2 separate regions of the Homo sapiens genome follow, and region 1 is linked to region 2. A link is an interaction called in ENCODE POLR2A ChIA-PET data of the cell type or tissue named here. Cell type or tissue: Panc1. All regions are shown on one strand. Links, peaks and the distances in the headings refer to the core of each region. The heading gives the core; the rest is flanking DNA.

Evidence for each region. ChIA-PET counts read pairs that join two places held together with the same protein. Peaks named below come from ENCODE experiments on the same cell type or tissue, not always from the same donor. Only the 100,000 strongest peaks of a DNase experiment are listed, where the experiment ranks them.
Region 1: POLR2A ChIA-PET joins it to region 2 with 14 read pairs; 4 of 35 experiments call an interaction of 5 or more read pairs at or near these places.

The regions. Positions count from the first base shown.
Region 1 is chr19:53,869,802-53,878,928 of GRCh38, reverse strand. It overlaps MYADM (myeloid associated differentiation marker), which reads right to left. Exons shown (of 3, transcript NM_138373.5): 2 at 9,091-9,127; 3 at 2,494-5,401. The coding sequence starts at 5,399. The coding sequence ends at 4,431. Among named protein-coding and RNA genes, the nearest start is that of MYADM-AS1, 5.3 kb to the right of the region's middle. RefSeq lists an enhancer at 8,329-9,127. In Panc1, for the core only: no CTCF peak of the experiment used is centred there; no DNase peak of the experiment used is centred there; H3K4me3 peaks cover 1,396 bases; H3K27ac peaks cover 2,428 bases.
Region 2 is chr19:54,209,356-54,218,482 of GRCh38, reverse strand. It overlaps LILRB3 (leukocyte immunoglobulin like receptor B3), which reads left to right. Exons shown (of 13, transcript NM_006864.4): 11 at 70-122; 12 at 1,009-1,164; 13 at 1,244-2,205. The coding sequence ends at 1,390. Among named protein-coding and RNA genes, the nearest start is that of LILRB3, 9.1 kb to the left of the region's middle. RefSeq lists enhancers at 1-761, 762-1,598. In Panc1, for the core only: no CTCF peak of the experiment used is centred there; a DNase peak (open chromatin) is centred at 8,372; H3K27ac peaks cover 417 bases.

The DNA.
Region 1 (9,127 bases), core at 678-8,677, 340 kb after region 2:
CCAGGGGAACCCTTCCCTCCCTTGCGGTATCTCTCCCCAATTGCTTTTGCGGATGTAGATGCAGATAGCGGGTTCTGTGATCATCGAATTTTCTTTAAAACTTTTTTTTAAATAGAGACGAGGTCTTGCTGTGTTGCCCAGGCTGGTCTTGAACTCCTGGGCTTAAGCGATCCTCCCGCCTTGTCCTCCCAGTGTTGGGACTACAGGCGTGAGCCTCCGCGCCGGCTGATCATGGAATATATATATATATATATATATATATATATATATATATATATTTTTTTTTTTTTTTTTTTTTTTTTTTTTTCAGACGGAGTCCCGCTCTGTCTCCCAGGCTGGAGTGCAGTGTGGCGCGATCTCGGCTCACTACAACCTCCGCCTCCCAGGTTCAAGCGATTCTCCTGCCTCAGCCTCATGAGTAGCTGGAACTACAGGTGCCCTCCACCACGCCCGGCTAATTTTTGTATTTTTAGTAAAGACGGGGTTTCACCATGTTGGCCAGGATGGTCTCGATCTCCTAACCTCGTGATCCACCCGCCTCAGCCTCCCAAAGTGCTGGGATTACAGACGTGAGCCACCCGCCGGGCCTGATCTGGGAATTTTGTAGGGCTTATATTTATTTGTGTATTTGTGATTCTCCTGAGGTCCGGGAAATATGTAGGCGGAGGATTACCTAGGTGCCCAGGCAAGAGACTGAAGGCACAAACTGTTTCAGTATAATAAACAAAATAGTTAGAATAAGAATAGTCATAATACAAATTAGATGTAGAGATGATCATGGACAATTATCAATCATTATTATAAACATTATTAATCATTAGCTTTTAATATTACTCTTTGCTGCATTACTAATGTAAGCTAGGAATAACCGGCAGGTATAGGGTCAGGTGCTGAAGGGACATGGTGAGAAGTGACCTAGAAGGCAAGAGGTGAGCCCTCTGTCACGCGCACATCAGGGCCGCTTGAGGGGTCCTTGGTCAAGTGGTAACGCCAGTGTCTGGGAAGGCACCCGTTACTTAGCAGACCACGAAAGGGAGTCTCCTTTCCTTGGAGGAGTCAGGGAACACTCTGCTCCACCAGCTTCTTGTGGAAGGCTGGATATTATCCAGGCCTGCCCGCAGTCATCCCGAGGCCTAAACCCCTCCCTGTGGTGCTGTGCTTCAATGCTTACACTCCTCCTTCACTTTCATTCTCCTCCCATACTCCTGGTTCCTCTTTGAAGTTCATAGTAGATAGCGGTAGAAGAAATAGTGAAAGTCTTAAAGTCTTTGATCTTAGAAGTGCATAGAAGAAAACACTGACGTATGCTGCCTTCTGTCTCTGCTTCGGCTACCTAAGAGGGAAGGGCACCCTGTCCCGTGATCACGTGACTTGCTTCACCTTGTCAATCACTTCGAAGATTCACCCTCTTTACTCTGCCCCCTTGTCTTGTATGCAATAAATATCAGCGAGCCCAGCCGTTATGGGCCACTACCGGTCTCTGCGTCTTGATGATAGTGGTCCCCTGGGCCCAGCTGCTTTCTCTTTATTTTTGTCTTGTGCCTTTATTTATTACAATCTCTCATCTCTGCACATGGGGAGAACACCTGCTAAGCCCCATAGGGTTGGAGCCTACAGAAATGGACAAGATGGCCTTCTGTGGGACAGAGATTGGTTGCAGTAGCTCATTTGATCTTTATGAAGGTCTTCTGTTGACCAGGTATATTCAGAGGCTTAGATTGGAGGGTAAGGAGGGAGCTGATAGTGGGAATGGAGGCGGGATCAGATCATGAAGGCCAGACCCAGGGGCTTTGATAGTGCCTATAGGCAATGGGCTACGGAAGGACTTCAGCAGGGAAGGGCAGGATCAGATCTGCATGATGAAAGAATCCCTCTGGAGCCAGGGTGGGATGGAGGAGAAGGAGGCTGGGGCAATAGCTCAGGTGAAACAAAATGGAACTTGAGCTGGACCAGGAACCTGGAGAAGAGGGCGGTAGAAATGGTATTTAGGGGGAAGAATAGACAGTGTTTGATGAGGGACTGACTTGAGTAGACGGGGGGAAGGTACCACCATGTGCTTGGGTTCTCAGCTCTGAGAGGCTATTACTGAAATGGGGGGACCTGGGAGGACGAGGTGACTGGGGAGGAAAGCTCCTTCACTCAAATTAGGACGTTGTATTTGTGAGGTGCTCAGGGGACAGACTCCAAGGAGGGAGAAGTCTAGTTCATTTCTATCCCACCCAGCCCTCCTGGTTTGAGGAAGTCATTTAGAAGACCTAGATCCAGCTAGTATCTTCTGATGAGGCCAAGGTTGTCTTGGCACCAACCCTATTCTCCCACTAGACCCAAGAATCTGGCCCTTGCCCCTCTCCGAGAGTCCTCCCCCGCTTTTCTTTTTTATTTTTTTGTAGAGACGGGGTTTCACCATGTTGGCCAGGCTGGTCTCAAACTCCTGACCTCAAGTGATCCGCCCGCCGTGCTCGGCCGCCCTCCTCATTAAGAAAGCACAAGTCCTTCTTTTACCTTTATATTGATATTTAAAAGAAAAAGAACATGATGGATACGGGAATGGGGGAAGGGACAACGGTTCTACGATTAACAACAGGAACTGATAGGAACCAGAAGCTCCAGGGATTTAAAAAAAAATAAAATATATATTTATACATTTATATATATATATATATATATCACGTTATGTATGTGAGTCCCAGACAAGCAGGAAGCAGCAGCAAGAAGCAACTAGCACACAGAAACACCCGTGCGTGTGCACTACACATTCAAGCAAAGCCATTCCTCTAGCTAGGACGCAGCAATCCCCACCCTCCCACCTACGGGCAAAAGAGAACAGCTGAAAACAAACTTCCCTCTTTAAGGGCCACTCAGTAATTTTTGTCCTCATGGCCAGGAAAAAGAAAGAAAAACAAAACAAAACAGAAAAGGTCGATCTTGCCTTGAAAGCGGGCAGTGGCTATTTTCTTCTCTCTGCCAAAGCAGGACACGTTATTCTTAACACAGAGGGCCACATCGCTGTCCCTCACAAATACTTCAGACAGTTGTCTTCAACATCCTGTGGTTCTTCGTCCGATTCCTTTTTTTTTTTGAGATGGAGTCTCGCTCTGTCCCCCAGGCTGGAGCACAGTGGTGCCATCTTGACTTACTGCAACCTCCACCTCCCGGGTTGAAGGGATTCTCCTGTCTCAGTCCCCCCAAATACCTGGGATTACAGGCGCCCGCCACCACGCCCGGCTAATTTTTGTATTTTTAATAGAGACATGCTTTCACCATGTTGGCCAGGCTGGTCTTGAACTCCTGACTTCAGATGATTGCCTGACTTGGTCTCCCAAAGTGCTGGGATTACAGGCGTGAGCCACCACGCCCGGCCCCGACTCCTTCTTTTTTTTTTTTTTTCTTTTTGATACCACAGAGAATAGTTGGGATGAAAGGCATCCAGCCCCTGCTTCCTTTAAGATGGCCTCTAGGCAGTGGGTGTTCTGTAAGCCTGGCAAAAATTCTGGAGCCAATCTCTGGCAAGGCTGAGTGCCAGGCGGGGCCTAGGGACCCAGGGTCGGTGCTTAAAGCCTCCCGCCCATTGGAAATTACTGACCTCCAAATATATATATATATATGTTTTTTAATTTAAAGGGGAAGTACACTGCACACCTTCCTCCACTGGGAGAAAGAGGGCCCAATCCCCAGCTACCCACCCCCCACCCCCCAAACACACACACACACACACACACACACACACACGTACACACTGACTAAGGCACAGCGAGGGTGGGCAGGCATGCTTTGGCAATGGGGCCCCTTGGGGGGCTGTGGCATGGACGGCTGCAAGGGGTGTGGATGTGAGCTCAGCACCTTTGGAGGTGGGTGGAGGCAAGGAGAGAAAGAAGTCTCAGGGCTCCCAAGGACACAGGAGAAGGTGCTTGCAAAACAGGCAGATAAGAAAGCCGACAGGCAACCCAGAAAAGAGATGAGAAAAAAGAAGAGTGGAAAAAGAGAAACAGGCTGGGTGCGGCAGCTCACACCTGTCCTCCCAGCTACTTGGGAGGCTGGGGCAGGAGAATCGCTTGAACCCAGGAGGCGGGGGTTGCAGTGAGTCGAGATCGCACCACTGCACTCCAGCCTGGGCCACAGAGTGAGAATCCGTCTTAAAAAAAAAAAAAAAAAAAAAAGAAAAGAAAAAGAGAAACAGCTCAGGGGTGAAAACAGGATGTGGGCAACAAAACAACACAGGAAGGAAACAGCAAGAGGAAAGGGAAGGAAGAAGATGCATCCAAGAACTGGTTAGAGTGCAAGGAATTGGGAAGGAAAGAAAAAGGTGGGAGGGAGGGGAGACAGGAAGAGGAAAACAGAGGAAAGGCGGAGGAAAGAAGTACTCCATAAAGAAAACTCGGGCAAGAAGAACAAAGAGGTTGGAGAGGGAACGGGAGCCTCTTGGGAGAGTCTTAGACCTTGACAAAAACCAGGTGGGCAGAGTGCACCAGGTCAGCCACATACGCCAGTAGGTTGATGGCCGTCAGGATGGCCACAGCCAGTCGGCGGTCCCAGGCACACACGTAGTAGGCATGGCTGCGGCTGCAGCTTACATCTCTCGAGCGCCGAGGCTGGCCGCCATACTTCTCATCGAACTGGTAGAGGGGCCAGAGAACAAGGGCGGTGGCATAGAGGAGGACAGACAGCAAGGCCAGCCCCGACAGGAAGCTGGGGAAGGGGATGGGTAGCACGTTGGTGCACTCCCCCAGGTTCAGCAGGATGGCGATGGCCGCTAGGATGAAGCAGATGGCGTACACCGCCACGCACCACTCCAGGGCCGGCTGGTGCTGGTACAGGTTGGGGTCGCTGATGAACGCGAAGATGATGCAGGCAACGAAGGTCTCCAGCACCTTCAGCAGCCCGGGTACGGTGGCCATATAGCCAGTGATCTCGCCGGGCCGGGCCCGGGTCCAGGCCACTTCGGTGGCGTAAGCCACACACGCGATGCAGGAGAAGAAGGTGGCGGCGATGGCGTGGTCCCGCGAACGGCCGTGGGACAGGAACTGGACATAGGTGGTGGGGTAGATGATGGAGGCCGAGAGGCAGAAGAGGGCCGCATAGCAGGCGAAGGTGATGGGGAAGTTGCGCCAAGACAGGGGGAAGCGGGCCTGGAGCCCGCACAGCTCCACGATGAGGATGATCAGGGTCACGGAGAAGCAGAAGCACCAGGTGAACATGGACCAGTTGCCCATGGACCCCGTCCAGGCGCCCACGCTAGCCACCAGCGAGAAGGCCACGCAGGTAGACACCAGCTGCAGCAGGCGAAGGAGACCCAGGGGCTGTGTCAGGGCCCGAGGGGACCCCACGATCATGGGGGACCCCAGGCCCGAAGATGACGTCGTGGTGGTTGTGATGGTGGTGCGGGTTACCGTCACTGGCATGGCTGCAAAAAGGGGAAAGACAGTGTCCTTATACAGTCACAAACATAAGAATCCAGGTCCCTTAGCCATTGCCTACCCCAGGGACAAATTAATATGAGCTCTAATTAGGGAGTTCCCAAGATGTGGGGCTTTCGGTTTTCTTTTCTTTTTTTTTTTTTGAGACAGAGTCTTGCTCTGTGGCCCAGGCTGGAGTGCATTGGCACAATCTCAGCTCACTACAACCTCTGCTACTCAGGTTCAAGTGATTCTCCTGCCTCAGCCTCCCGAGTAGCTGAGATTACAGGCATGTGCCACCACGCCCGGCTAATTTTTTTGTATTTTTAGTAGAGACGGGGTTTCACTGTGTTAGCCAGGATGGTCTCGATCTCCTGACCTCATGATCCGCTGGCCTTGGCCTCCCAAAGTGCTGGGATTATAGGCGTGAGCCACCGGGCCCAGCCTTGGGTTTTCAAATGGGGACAGTCCTGGGCATACAGGGATGAGCCTGTCCCCTCCGGTTCAAGGCTCACTCCTCCCCTACTCGTATCAGAATCCAGGAGTCTAGGCCCCTATTTTCCTCCTTCTCAAGAGATTCTTCTCTCTTTCAAGACCTAACTACTGTACAACTACACTGTTTGCTTCCCACTCCAGATACCGTGCTTCCCTCTTTCCCTCCCTCCCCAAGGGACTCAGTAGCTCAGCCATTTAGCACTCTGTACTCTATAGCACCACCCCTCTGGCCAGGCACAGGTGTGGCTGATGCCTGTAATCCCAGCACTCCAAGAGGCTGAGGCAGGAGGATTGCTTGAGCCCAGGAGTTGGAGACCAGCCTGGGCAACCTTAGGGAGACCTCATTTACCAAAAAAAAATTTTTTAATTAGCTGGGTGTGGTGGTGTGTGCGTGTGGTCCCAGCTACTCGGGATGCTGAGGTGGGAGGATTGCTTGAGCCTGTGGGGTCAGGGCTGCAGTGAGCTGTGATGCACCAGTGCACTCCAGCCTGGGAGACAGAGTGAGACCCTGACTCAAAAAAAAAAAATTTTTTTTAATTACAAATAGGCCGGGTGTGGTGGCTCACACTTGTAATCCCAGCACTTCGGAGGCCAAGGTGGGTGGATCACTTGAGGTCAGGAGTTGGAGACCAGCCTGGCCAACGTGGCGACACTCGGTCTCTACTAATAATACAAAAATTATCTGGGCGTGGTGGCATGCACCTGCAATCCCAGCTACTCGGGAGACTGAGGCAGGAGAATCACTTGAACCCAGGAGGCAGAGGTTGCAGTGAGCCAAGATAGAACCCCTGCACTCCAGCCTGAGCCACAGAGCCACACTCCGCCTCAAAAAAAATAAAATAATCTGGGCGCAGTGGCTCATGCCTGTAATCCCAGCACTTTCGGAAGCCGAGGCTGGCAGATCACTTGAGGTCAGAAGTTCAAGACCAGCCTGACCAACATGGTGAAACCCCGTCTCTACTAAAAATACAAAAATCAGCTGGGTGTGGTGGTGGGCGCTTGTAATCGCAGCTACTTGGGAGGCTGAGGCAGGAGAATCGCTTGAACCCTAGAGGTGGAGGTTGCAGTGAGCCGAGATTGCGCCACTGCACTCCAGCCCGGGTGACATGAGTGAAACTCCATCTCAAAAAATAAAATAAAATAATAAAAATAAATAAAATAAATAAAAAATAAAGCATCCTCCTTCTGCCTCCTGCCACAACCCAAGTGTCAGAACAAAACGCTTGTCTTCCACAGGCTCTGAAAACCCCATCTCTCAACTTCCTTTTCTTTCAGTATTCAGAGCTCTGCACCCCAGACCCTGTGAGCAAACTTCCTTCTTCCATCGAACAGTGACCTAGACATTTGCAGCCTCTAAACGGCCCAACCTCCCCAGGCTTCCACTCTCAGGGACCCACATCTAATAAGAGCTCCGACCTCCCGATAAAGGATATCTTCTCATAGAGATCCCAGCCGTGGAAAACCAAGAGATCTCCCCTCCCTTCTGACAAGGAGCCTAAACTCTTAGCGGCCTCCTCCTCTCCCTACCCCCCACCTTGGAGATTAGCAACCTTCACTCTCAGTCTAACTCCCACCTGAGATTTAGGACTGGAGTACTGCAACCCAAAAAAGCTAGTTTGAGCCTCCCCCTCCACACTCCTGCATACTGAGTCCATCTACCTCCACCTTCTCTCCCCAAAACCCAGCCAGCTGGTCCCCCAGCTTCTGGGAAACTCAGCTCCCCAGATTTCCAACTGTCCAGTAGGAACCCCAGGCCCTTCCACTGAACTCTCTCTAGGCCTCACAATCCTGTTTTTTGGTTGTTGTTTTTTTTACATGGAGTCGCTCTGTCACCCAGGCTGCAGTGCAATGGTGCGATCTTGACTCACGGCAACCTCCGCCTCCCGGATTCAAGCGATTCTCCTGCCTCAGCCTCCTGAGTAGCTGGGATTACAGGTGTGTGCCACCATGCTCGGCTAATTTTTGTATTTTCAGTAGAGATGGGGTTTCGCCATGTTGGCCAGGCTGGTCTCAAACTCCTGACCTCAAGTGATCCGCCCGCCTTGGCCTCCCAAAGTGCTGGGATTACAGGCATGAGCCACTGCGCCTGGCCATCACCGTCCTGTTATAAGGGGTCAGACCTCTGGCCCTGGACCCTTAGCCTGAAGGATCCCAGATGCCCCAGACTCCAGAAAACCAATTTGCTTCTTTAGTCCTTGCAAAACCTACAGCTTCCACCTCCTTGTCCTAATGGCCCCCAGGAATCAAGTGCCCGTCCTCTTAGAAACCAGGTGCCCAGTTCTTTCCTTAGGCTGTAAACTGTCTCAACGCAGCCACAGGACTAAACCCAAGGCCTCTCCTAGCCACAGGAAAGTAACTTCCTCCTTTCAGCTTCAGGCACTTTGCAGGGCAGTAGCACAGGCCTTAACCTCTTCGTGGCAGTCGCAGGACAGCAGCTCCCTGAGACAAAGGAGCCAGGGCCTGGACTCGCTTCTTCCTCAGATACCTCAGTGTCTGGGACCCTATTCCTTGGAGCCCAAGCTTCCTGGTCCTTCTCCCAGGATCTAGGAGCCCAGGACCTAATCCTTCCTCCTTCAGACCCACGAGTCCAGACCCCAGCCCCTCCTCCCTCAGACCCAGGAGCCCAGGCCCCCAGCCCCTCCTCCCTCAGACCCAGGAGCCCAGGCCCCCAGCCCCTCCTCCCTCGGACCCAGGAGTCCAGACCCCAGCCCCTCCTCCCTCGGACCCCGGAGTCCAGGCCCCCAGCCCCTCCTCCCTCGGACCCCGGAGTCCAGGCCCCCAGCCCCTCCTCCCTCGGACCCAGGAGTCCAGACCCCAGCCCCTCCTCCCTCGGACCCAGGAGTCCAGACCCCAGCCCCTCCTCCCTCGGACCCAGGAGCCCAGGCCCCCAGCCCCTCCTTCCTCGGACCCAGGAGTCCAGACCCCAGCCCCTCCTTCCTCGGACCCAGGAGTCCAGACCCCAGCCCCTCCTCCCTCGGACCCCGGAGTCCAGACCCCCAGCCCCTCCTCCCTCGGACCCAGGAGCCCAGGCCCCCAGCCCCTCCTCCCTCGGACCCAGGAGCCCAGGCCCCCAGGCCCCCAGCCCCTCCTCCCTCGGACCGAGGAGCCCAGGCCCCCAGCCCCTCCTCCCTCGGACCCCGGAGTCCAGGCCCCCAGCCCCTCCTCCCTCGGACCCCGGAGTCCAGGCCCGCTGCCTACTCACCAGCGGTCTTAGCAGAGGAATCCACGGAGAAAGATCT
Region 2 (9,127 bases), core at 383-8,382:
GGCAGGGGGCCAGCAGGACTGAGAGGTCTCAGAGAACCAGGAGACGAACCCCTTGCTCTGCCCCAGCAGATGCTGCTGTGAAGGACACACAGTCTGAGGACAGGGTGGAGCTGGACAGTCAGGTGAGATCCCGCCCCGTCCCAGGCACCAAAGGCCTCCTGGTGCCAGATCTAATCCTGCAGGACTTCTCTGTCCTCCTTCCCCCGGCTCTCAGCATCGTCACGGTGGACCCCTCCTTGTCCAGCATGCTGCCTCCCGCCTGCTGTGACCTCACTCTCTTCTGCTGTCCTGGGACCTCGTGGGCCTCCTCCCGGGTCCCCTTCCTGCTCCTCATCCTCTGTTTGGCCGTCTGGTTGTTAGAGCTCTCCCCAGGCCTCAGGAGGATGACGAATAAATGAACCACCTCCGTCCCCTGGGCTCCTCTTCATTCATTCATCCAGCGAGTGTTCCCAGGGAGCTCACTGTGGATGGGGCTCCCCATGGGAGCTGCAGACACAGCAGGGAGCAAAGCCGCCCCCGCCTCCTGAGCTCACCTCACGGTGGGAGACAAAATGCAAATAAATGCATCGTGTCCAGGAGTGCAACGTGCTGTAAGGAACATACACCAGGGAAAGGGCAGAGAGTGTGGGGCAGTGGGGCCAGTCTGAATGGAAGGGGAGGGCTGTCTGCTCAGCTGTCATCTGAGAAGCCTGGACAGAGTGGGGCACATGATCCTCTGATGGACGAGCCCCTGCAGGCAGAGGAAACAGCCGTGCAAAGGCCCCCAGGCAGCAGCGAGCTCTTGCAGGAAGGCCTGTGAGGCTGCAGCCAAATGGGCAAGGTCAGAGTGAGGAGCAGAGGCCAGAACCACAGGGAGGGAGCGGCCAGACCCTCCACGGCCTTAGGGCGTCCCTGAGATTCCATCAGGAAAGGGATGTAATCGGATCACCCCGGGAACAGTGAGGAAAATTGACTCCAGGAGGTCAGGGGGACTCAAGGACACCCCCCACCACTGTCTCTCTCCAGCAGAGCCCACACGATGAAGACCCCCAGGCAGTGACGTATGCCCCGGTGAAACACTCCAGTCCTAGGAGAGAAATGGCCTCTCCTCCCTCCTCACTGTCTGGGGAATTCCTGGACACAAAGGACAGACAGGTGGAAGAGGACAGGCAGATGGACACTGAGGTGAGTCCTTTCCTCTCCAGGCCCCCAGGCCTCCCCCACCCCCACCACGTTCCTTACCTCTCACTCTCCCCCGCTGCAGGCTGCTGCATCTGAAGCCTCCCAGGATGTGACCTACGCCCAGCTGCACAGCTTGACCCTTAGACGGAAGGCAACTGAGCCTCCTCCATCCCAGGAAGGGGAACCTCCAGCTGAGCCCAGCATCTACGCCACTCTGGCCATCCACTAGCCCGGGGGGTACGCAGACCCCACACTCAGCAGAAGGAGACTCAGGACTGCTGAAGGCACGGGAGCTGCCCCCAGTGGACACCAGTGAACCCCAGTCAGCCTGGACCCCTAACACAGACCATGAGGAGACGCTGGGAACTTGTGGGACTCACCTGACTCAAAGATGACTAATATCGTCCCATTTTGGAAATAAAGCAACAGACTTCTCAACAATCAATGAGTTAATAACAAAAAAACAAAAAACAAAAACAGACGTAAAGGCCGGGTGTGGTACTCAGGAGGCTGAGTGGGGAGGATTCCTTGAACACAAGAAGTTAAGGCTGCTGAGGCTGCAGTGAGCTATGACTGTGCCACTGCACTCCAGCCTGTGTGACAGAGCGAGACCTTGTCTCTAAAAAAAAAAACAGTGAATGTTTTAAACTGAATGATAATGTAAATATTATACATCGAACTTATGACATGGGAAAATTAAGAAGCATAAATAGGCCGGGCGCGGTGGCTCACGCCTATAATCTCAGCACTTTGGGAGGCTGATGCGGGCGGATCATGAGGTCAGGAGATCGAGACCATCCTGGCTAACACGGTGAAACCCCGTCTCTACTAAAAATACAAAAAAATTAGCCGGGCGTGGTGGCGAGTGCCTATAGTCCCAGCTACTCAGGAGGCTGAGGCAGGAGAATGGCATGAGCCCGGGAGGCAGAGCTTGCAGTGAGCTGAGATCGCACCACTGCACTCCAGCCTGGGCGACAGAGTGAGATTCCGTCTCGAAAAAAAAAAAAAAAGAAAGAAAAAAAATAAAAAAGAAGCATAACCAGGTGCAGTGGCTCACACCTGTAATCCCAATACTTTGGGAGGGCAAGTGGGGAGGATAGCTTGAGCTCAGGAGTTCGAGTCAGTCAGATCAGCATTGTGAGGCCCCATCTCTACAAAAAATAAAACCAGTCCGGCGTGGTGGCACACACCTGTAGTCCCAGCTACTTGAGAGGCTGAGGTGGGAGGATCACTTGGGTACAGGAGGTCGAGGCTGCAATGAGCCGAGATCGCACCACAGCACTTCAGCCTGGACGAGACCCTGTCTCAAAAAAACAAAACAACTAACAAGCCGGTGAAATTATCTGTTGATTAGTGTTTGCATAATACATTTTTCATCCTTCTGCTTTTTTAATGTGATAAAATATAAACAACAGGCCAGGCACGGGGGTTCATGCCTGTAATCCCAGCACTTTGGGAGGCCAAGGCGGGTGGATCACAAGGTCAGGAGTTCAAGACTAGCCTGGCCAAGATGGTGAAACCCCATCTCTACTAAAAATACAAAAACTGGCCAGGTGTGGTGGCAGGCACCTGTAATCCCAGCTACTAGGGAGGCTGAGGCAGAGAACTGCTTGAACCCAGGAGGCAGTGGTTGCAGTGAACCGAGATCACACCACTGCACTACAGCCTGGGCAACAGAGCAAGACTCTGTCTCAAAAAAAAAAAATTCCAATCTTGTAATCTCTTTTTGATCACTTATATTTAATGTAATCACTGATGACATTACAACCGTATGTCACTTAATGACAGGGATATGTTCTGAGAAAGCCATCATTAAAAAATTTTGGCCAGGCGTGGTGGCTCACGCCTGTAATCCCAGAACTTTGGGAGGCCAAGATGGGTGGATCACCAGAGGTCGGGAATTCGAGACCAGCCTGCTCAACATGGTGAAACCCTGTCTCTACTAAAAATACAAAAATTAGCCGGGCATCGTGGTGCATGCCTGTAATCCCAGCTACTTGGGAAGCTGAGGCAGGAGAATCGCTTGAACCTGGGAGGCGGAGGTTGCAGTGAGCCAAAATCGTGCCATTTCACTCCAGCCTGGGAGACAGAATGAGACTCCATCTCAAAAAAAAGAAAAAAAAAAATTCACCGTCGTGTGAACATCATAGAGTCTACTTACACAAACCTACGTGGTATAACCTACTACATACATAGGCTATACCATCACATATGAAATGTGTAGTGGAGCGAAACATCGTTATGCGGTGCATGACTGTGTTCAGGTGTGCCTTTTTGTTTGTCTCCTCTGCTGTGTGTTGTTTCCCCTTTCCTGCCTACTCTAGGTTTTTAGAAATATTTTGATTTGTTAAAAACTTATGATTCCCCCCTCGCCCGGCCAGCCGCCCCGTCCGGGAGGGAGGTGGGGGGGTCAGCCCCCCGCCAGGCCAGCCGCCCCATCCGGGAGGTGAGGGGCGCCTCTGCCCGGCCGCCCCTACTGGGAAGTGAGGAGCCCCTCTGCCCGGCCGCCACCCCGTCTGGGAGGTGTACCCAACAGCTCATTGAGAACGGGCCATGATGACAATGGCGGTTTTGTGGAATAGAAAGGGGGGAAAGGTGGGGAAAAGATTGAGAAATCGGATGGTTGCGGTGTCTGTGTAGAAAGAGGTAGACATGGGAGACTTTTCATTTTGTTCTGTACTAAGAAAAATTCTTCTGCCTTGGGATCCTGTTGATCTGTGACCTTACCCCCAACCCTGTGCTCTCTGAAACATGTGCTGTGTCCACTCAGGGTTAAATGGATTAAGGGCGGTGCAAGATGTGCTTTGTTGAACAGATGCTTGAAGGCAGCATGCTCGTTAAGAGTCATCACCACTCCCTAATCTCAAGTACCCAGTGACACAAACACTGCGGAAGGCTGCAGGGTCCTCTGCCTAGGAAAACCAGAGACCTTTGTTCACTTGTTTATCTGCTGACCTTCCCTCCACCGTTGTCCTATGACCCTGCCAAATCCCCCTCTGCGAGAAACACCCAAGAATGATCAATAAAAAAAAAAAAAAAAAACTTATGATTCCTTAACTTTTCTATTTAATATTTTTGGACCATGGTTGACCACCAGGTAACTGAAAACACAGAAAGAAAATTACAGATAAAGGGGGACTACTGTATTAGAGTTTTTTAAAAATATATTTTAAATTTTTTTGTAGCAATGGGATCTCACGATGTTGCCCAAACTGGCCTCAAACTTGTGGGCTCAAGAGCCTCCCATCTCCGCCTCCCAAAGTGTTGGGATTACAGGCATGAGCCACTGTGCCCAGCTTAAGAGTTTTTAATTGAAAAATAATAATTGTACATATTTATGGAATACAGAATATTTGATTTTATCTACGTGTGTGTGTGTGGTTTTTTTTTTTTTCGAGATGGAGTTTCACTCTTTTTGCCCAGGCAGGAGTGCAATGGTGCAGTCTCGGCTCACTGCAACCTCCGCTTCCCAGGTTCAAGTGGTTCTCCTGCCTCAGCCTCCCAAGTAGCTGGGACTACATGTGTGCACCACTATGCCCAACATATATATATTTACATATATATATATATTTTTTTGAGACGGAGTCTCGCTCCATTCTACCTCAGCCTCCCGAGTAGCTGGGATTACAGACACATGCCACCACGCCTGGCTAAGTTTTATATTTTTAGTAGAGACAGGGTTTTGCCAGGCTGGTCTTGAACTCCTGACCTCTTGATCTGCCTGCCTCCCAAAGTGCTGGGATTATAGGCGTGAGCCACCGCACCCGGCCCAACAAATATATTTTTATTGAGATACAACTCTATTTTGTGGCATTTAGTAAATTCACAATATGGTGTAAGCATCACCTCTATCTCATTCCGAAACATTTTTATCATACCGAGAAGGAAACCGAGTTTACATCAAGCAATCACTCCCACCTAATCCCATGCAACAATTAACCTACTTTCTGCCTCTATCGATTGGCCTTCTTTGAATACCTTTTTTTTTTTTTTTTGAGACAGGGACTCACTCTGTCACCCAGGTTGGAGTGCAGTGGTGTGATCTCGGCTCACTGTAACCTCTGCCTCCCAGGCTCAAGCGATCCTGCCACCTGAGCCTCCCAAGTAGCTGGGATCACAGGCACATGCCACCATGCCGGGTGAATTTTTTGTATTTTTGGTAGAGATGGTATTTCACCATGTTGCCCAGGCTGGTCTCAAACTCCTAAACTCAGGCAATCCACCTGCCTTGGCCTCCCAAAGTGCTGGATTACAGGCAATGAGCCACCACACCCAGGCTGGATACTTCTTATAAATGAAATAACGTCATATGTGACCTTTTTTTCCTGACTGCTTTTATCTAGTATATTATCAAGGTTCACACATGTAGCATGTATGAGTACTTCATTCCTTTCTACGGTTGAATAATATTTTGTTGTAAGGATATACCACACTTTCTCTATTCACCAGCTGATAGACATCGCTACAAAAATAAGTAGTGGCTGTGGAGGTGCACGTCTGTAGTCCCAGCCACTCGGGAGCCTGAGGTGGGAGGATCACCTGAGCCACGATGTCAAGGCTGCAGTGAGCTATGATAGTGCCACTGCACTCCAGCCTGGGCAACAGGCCTCATCTTTTAAGCAAAGAAAAAAGAGGCCGAGCATGGTGGCTCATGCCCGTAATCCCAACACTTTGGGAGGCTGAAGCGGGCGGATCACCTGAGGTCAGGAGTTCAAGACCAGCCTGGCCAACATGGTAAAACTCTGTCTTTACTAAAAAATACAAAATTTAGCTGGATATGGTGGCGCGCATCTGTAATCCCAGCTAACTGGGAGATTGAGGCAGGAGAATCGCTGGCACCTGGGAGGTGGAGGCTGCAGTGAGCTGAGATCACGCCACTGCACTCCAGCCTGGGTGACAGAGCAAGACTCTGTCTCAAAAACAAAAAAAAAAAAAAAGAAAAAGAAAAAAGAGGCCGAGCATGATGGCTCATGCCTGTAATCCTAACACTTTGGGGGGCCAAGGCAAGAGGATGATTTAAGGTCAGGAGTTCGAGAATAGCCTGGCCAACATGGTGAAACTCTGTCTCTACTAAAAATACAAAAATTAGCCAGGCGTGGTTGCACGTGCCTGTAATCCAGCTACTTGGGAGGCTGAAGCAGGACAATCACCTGAACCCAGGAGGTGGAGGTTGTAGTGAGCTGAGGTCACGCCACTGCACTCCAGCCTGGGAAACAGAGCAAGACCATGTCTAAAAAAAAAAAAAAAGGGGGAAAGAAAAGAAAGAAAAAAAGAGTGCTACTCATTAACAGGAAAGTTGGCTGGGCGCGATGGCTCACGCCTGTAATCCCAGCACTTTGGGAGGCCGAGGCGGGTGGATCACGAGGTCAGGAGATCGAGACCATCCTGGCTAGCACGGTGAAACCCCGTCTCTACTAAAAATACAAAAGATTAGCCGGGCGTGGTGGCGGGCGCCTGTAGCCCCAGCTACTCGGGAGGCTGAGGCAGGAGAATGGCGTGAACCCGGGAGGCGGAGCTTGCAGTGAGCCGAGATCGCGCCACTGCACTCCAGCCTGGGCGACAGAGCGAGACTCCGTCTCAAAAAAGAAAGTCAGTGAAGGGACCTGTTTGGGAAAACAAAGCCCAGGCTCGAAGGAAGCTTGTGCTTCCCTCTGTGAGCAAGTTAAGTCTTAGAAACATCTCCCCGAGCCTCCTTCTCCCACGCGGGTCGTCTGTCCTGCGGCAGCCCCACTGGTTCCTCCCATCAACCAAGGCAGAGAGTGGAAAAGCTCCTCACACTCTTCTGCTTCACACACAGTGAACAAATCCAAACCTCTCTGCCCACATCCCTCCTCACCCGGCTCCACCCGTGTCCGCTGGTCCATCCCCACAGTCTAAGCTCAGCTGGGGACCGAGGACGCCCTGTCTGTGCACTGCACCAACCTCCCTCCTGGCCCCCTACTGGCTCCCATCCCTACTCCAGTCCATCCCTCTCATCACTTCCGAGGCCTCTTCTGACCATCTTACCTGGCTGTGACCCTCCACTGCTCAAATTCCCCCAACGGGGCTCCATCTTCCAAAAATAAGATGCACGTTCCTGTACTTCATGTTCAAGCCTGTTGATGACCAAACCTGATACACTTTCCAGCTTCACAGGCTATGGCTCCCCCTCTGCCACACCAAACTCATCACAGTTACCCACCCCCTGCCACACACACACAACCTCAGTTATTAAACACGTGTAAGTCTTCTGACGGCCGCTCCCTGAGCCAATCCGGATGTAGCTGACACCTCTGCAGAGCTGGTAGACTATGACAAAGAGAAGCCCTCCTGCCTCGTTCCACTCCACTGTAAACGTATGTGTGTCATAGGTCATGAGGAGTCCACATAAACCACTTAGAATCCTTATCAGCACATTGCCTAGTGGCTGGGCTCACGCTGGAGTGTGGTTATGGTTAACCATTAGTGAAACCCTCCCATATTGCATTCTGTGCAGTGATGGGCTTGTAAAAACAGACATCTGTTTCCACTGTGCTTTCTAAAGATTCCCCGGTTTTTTTTTTTTTTTTTTGAGATGGAGTCTCACTCTGTCACCTAGGCTGGAGTGCTGTGGCGCGATCTCGGCTCACTGCAACCTCCACCTCCCGGGTTCAAGTGATTCTCCTGCCTCAGCCTCCCGAGTAGCTGGGATTACAGGCGTCCACCACCACACCTGGCTGATTTTTTGTGTCTTTAGTAGAGACGGGGTTTCACCATGTTGGCCAGGCTGGTCTCGAACTCCTGACCTCATAATCCACCCACCTCCGCCTCCCAAAGTGCTGGGATTACAGGTGCAAACCACCGTGCCGGGCCGGATTTTCCATTTTCTTAAACATAGCATCCAATAAATCTTCACGGTGCACAAGTCCCCTGAATGACAAGGTCCCAGCTTCCTTTGGCTCACTCTCAGGTCTGAGAACAGCCCACACTGTTTCTGGTGGAGGACACTCTGCGTGCCACACTCACTGTTCACGTCTTGGTCTCTCCATCCCCCAGAAGGACCCCTCACTCCCATGACAGGTGTACGCTGCTCACCTGCTATGAGCATGTTTTCCTCCTTTCCTACAACTTGTCGAAACCGGAGCAGAATTACCTCCTATCTAAACATGGGTAATGTGTCATTAACCCAGGCTCTGTGAGTCCAGCAGGAATCCTATCAGCTTCACCCACGACTCCCCTCCTCCTGGCAGCATGCCTGGATGTGGTAACCACTGAATAAACATCGCCTGATCGCAAGGCTCATGAAAGAAAAGATGCATTACAGAGCTCAGGACATGGAAGGGGCTTGCCTCTAGAATTAGAACAGTGACTGGGCTGTGTCCTAAGGCCCTGCCCTCTCTGGCCTCAGCCTCATGTGCTAGAACAAGGGTCACCCCTGGATGAGAGTTGGGTGAGGTGGAAGCAGGCAGAGTATGGGGAAGTCAAATTTTGACTCAAATGTGGTCTGAAAGGCCCCCAGAGCCTGCTGTCCCCTCAGCCCCATCCTTCAGGGGGAGCAGAGCGAGGCCCTGGGGAAGGGGCTGTTCCCCTCCTGCAAGGCCACTGGTGAGAACACATGACCTGTAACACAGAGCCCGGGGCTCCTTATACCAGCACACCCATCTGCCCTCCAGGCTCTGTGGCTCAATGGTCTAATTCATCTGCACTGCTGGGGACCGTGACAGGCAGGGCCACAACCCCCACCCTCATTGCCCATCTCCCTGCTGTGTGTCCAGGGAAGCCTTAGGTGGACACGGGGTGGTCAGTGACCCCGACCTCTTGGGCCAGAAGCACAAGGCAGAAGGCATGGAGTTGAGACCGGTGAGAGCTCTCCCTGCAGGCCCCAGCGGGCCCCAGAGAGTACGCATCCCCTAAATACCAGTCGCCTCATCTCAGGGGCGTCCAGGCAGCCCTCAGCCCTCCCTCTCAGCACAGCCGGGATCGCCGGTGCTCTCTGGAGACAGCCTGA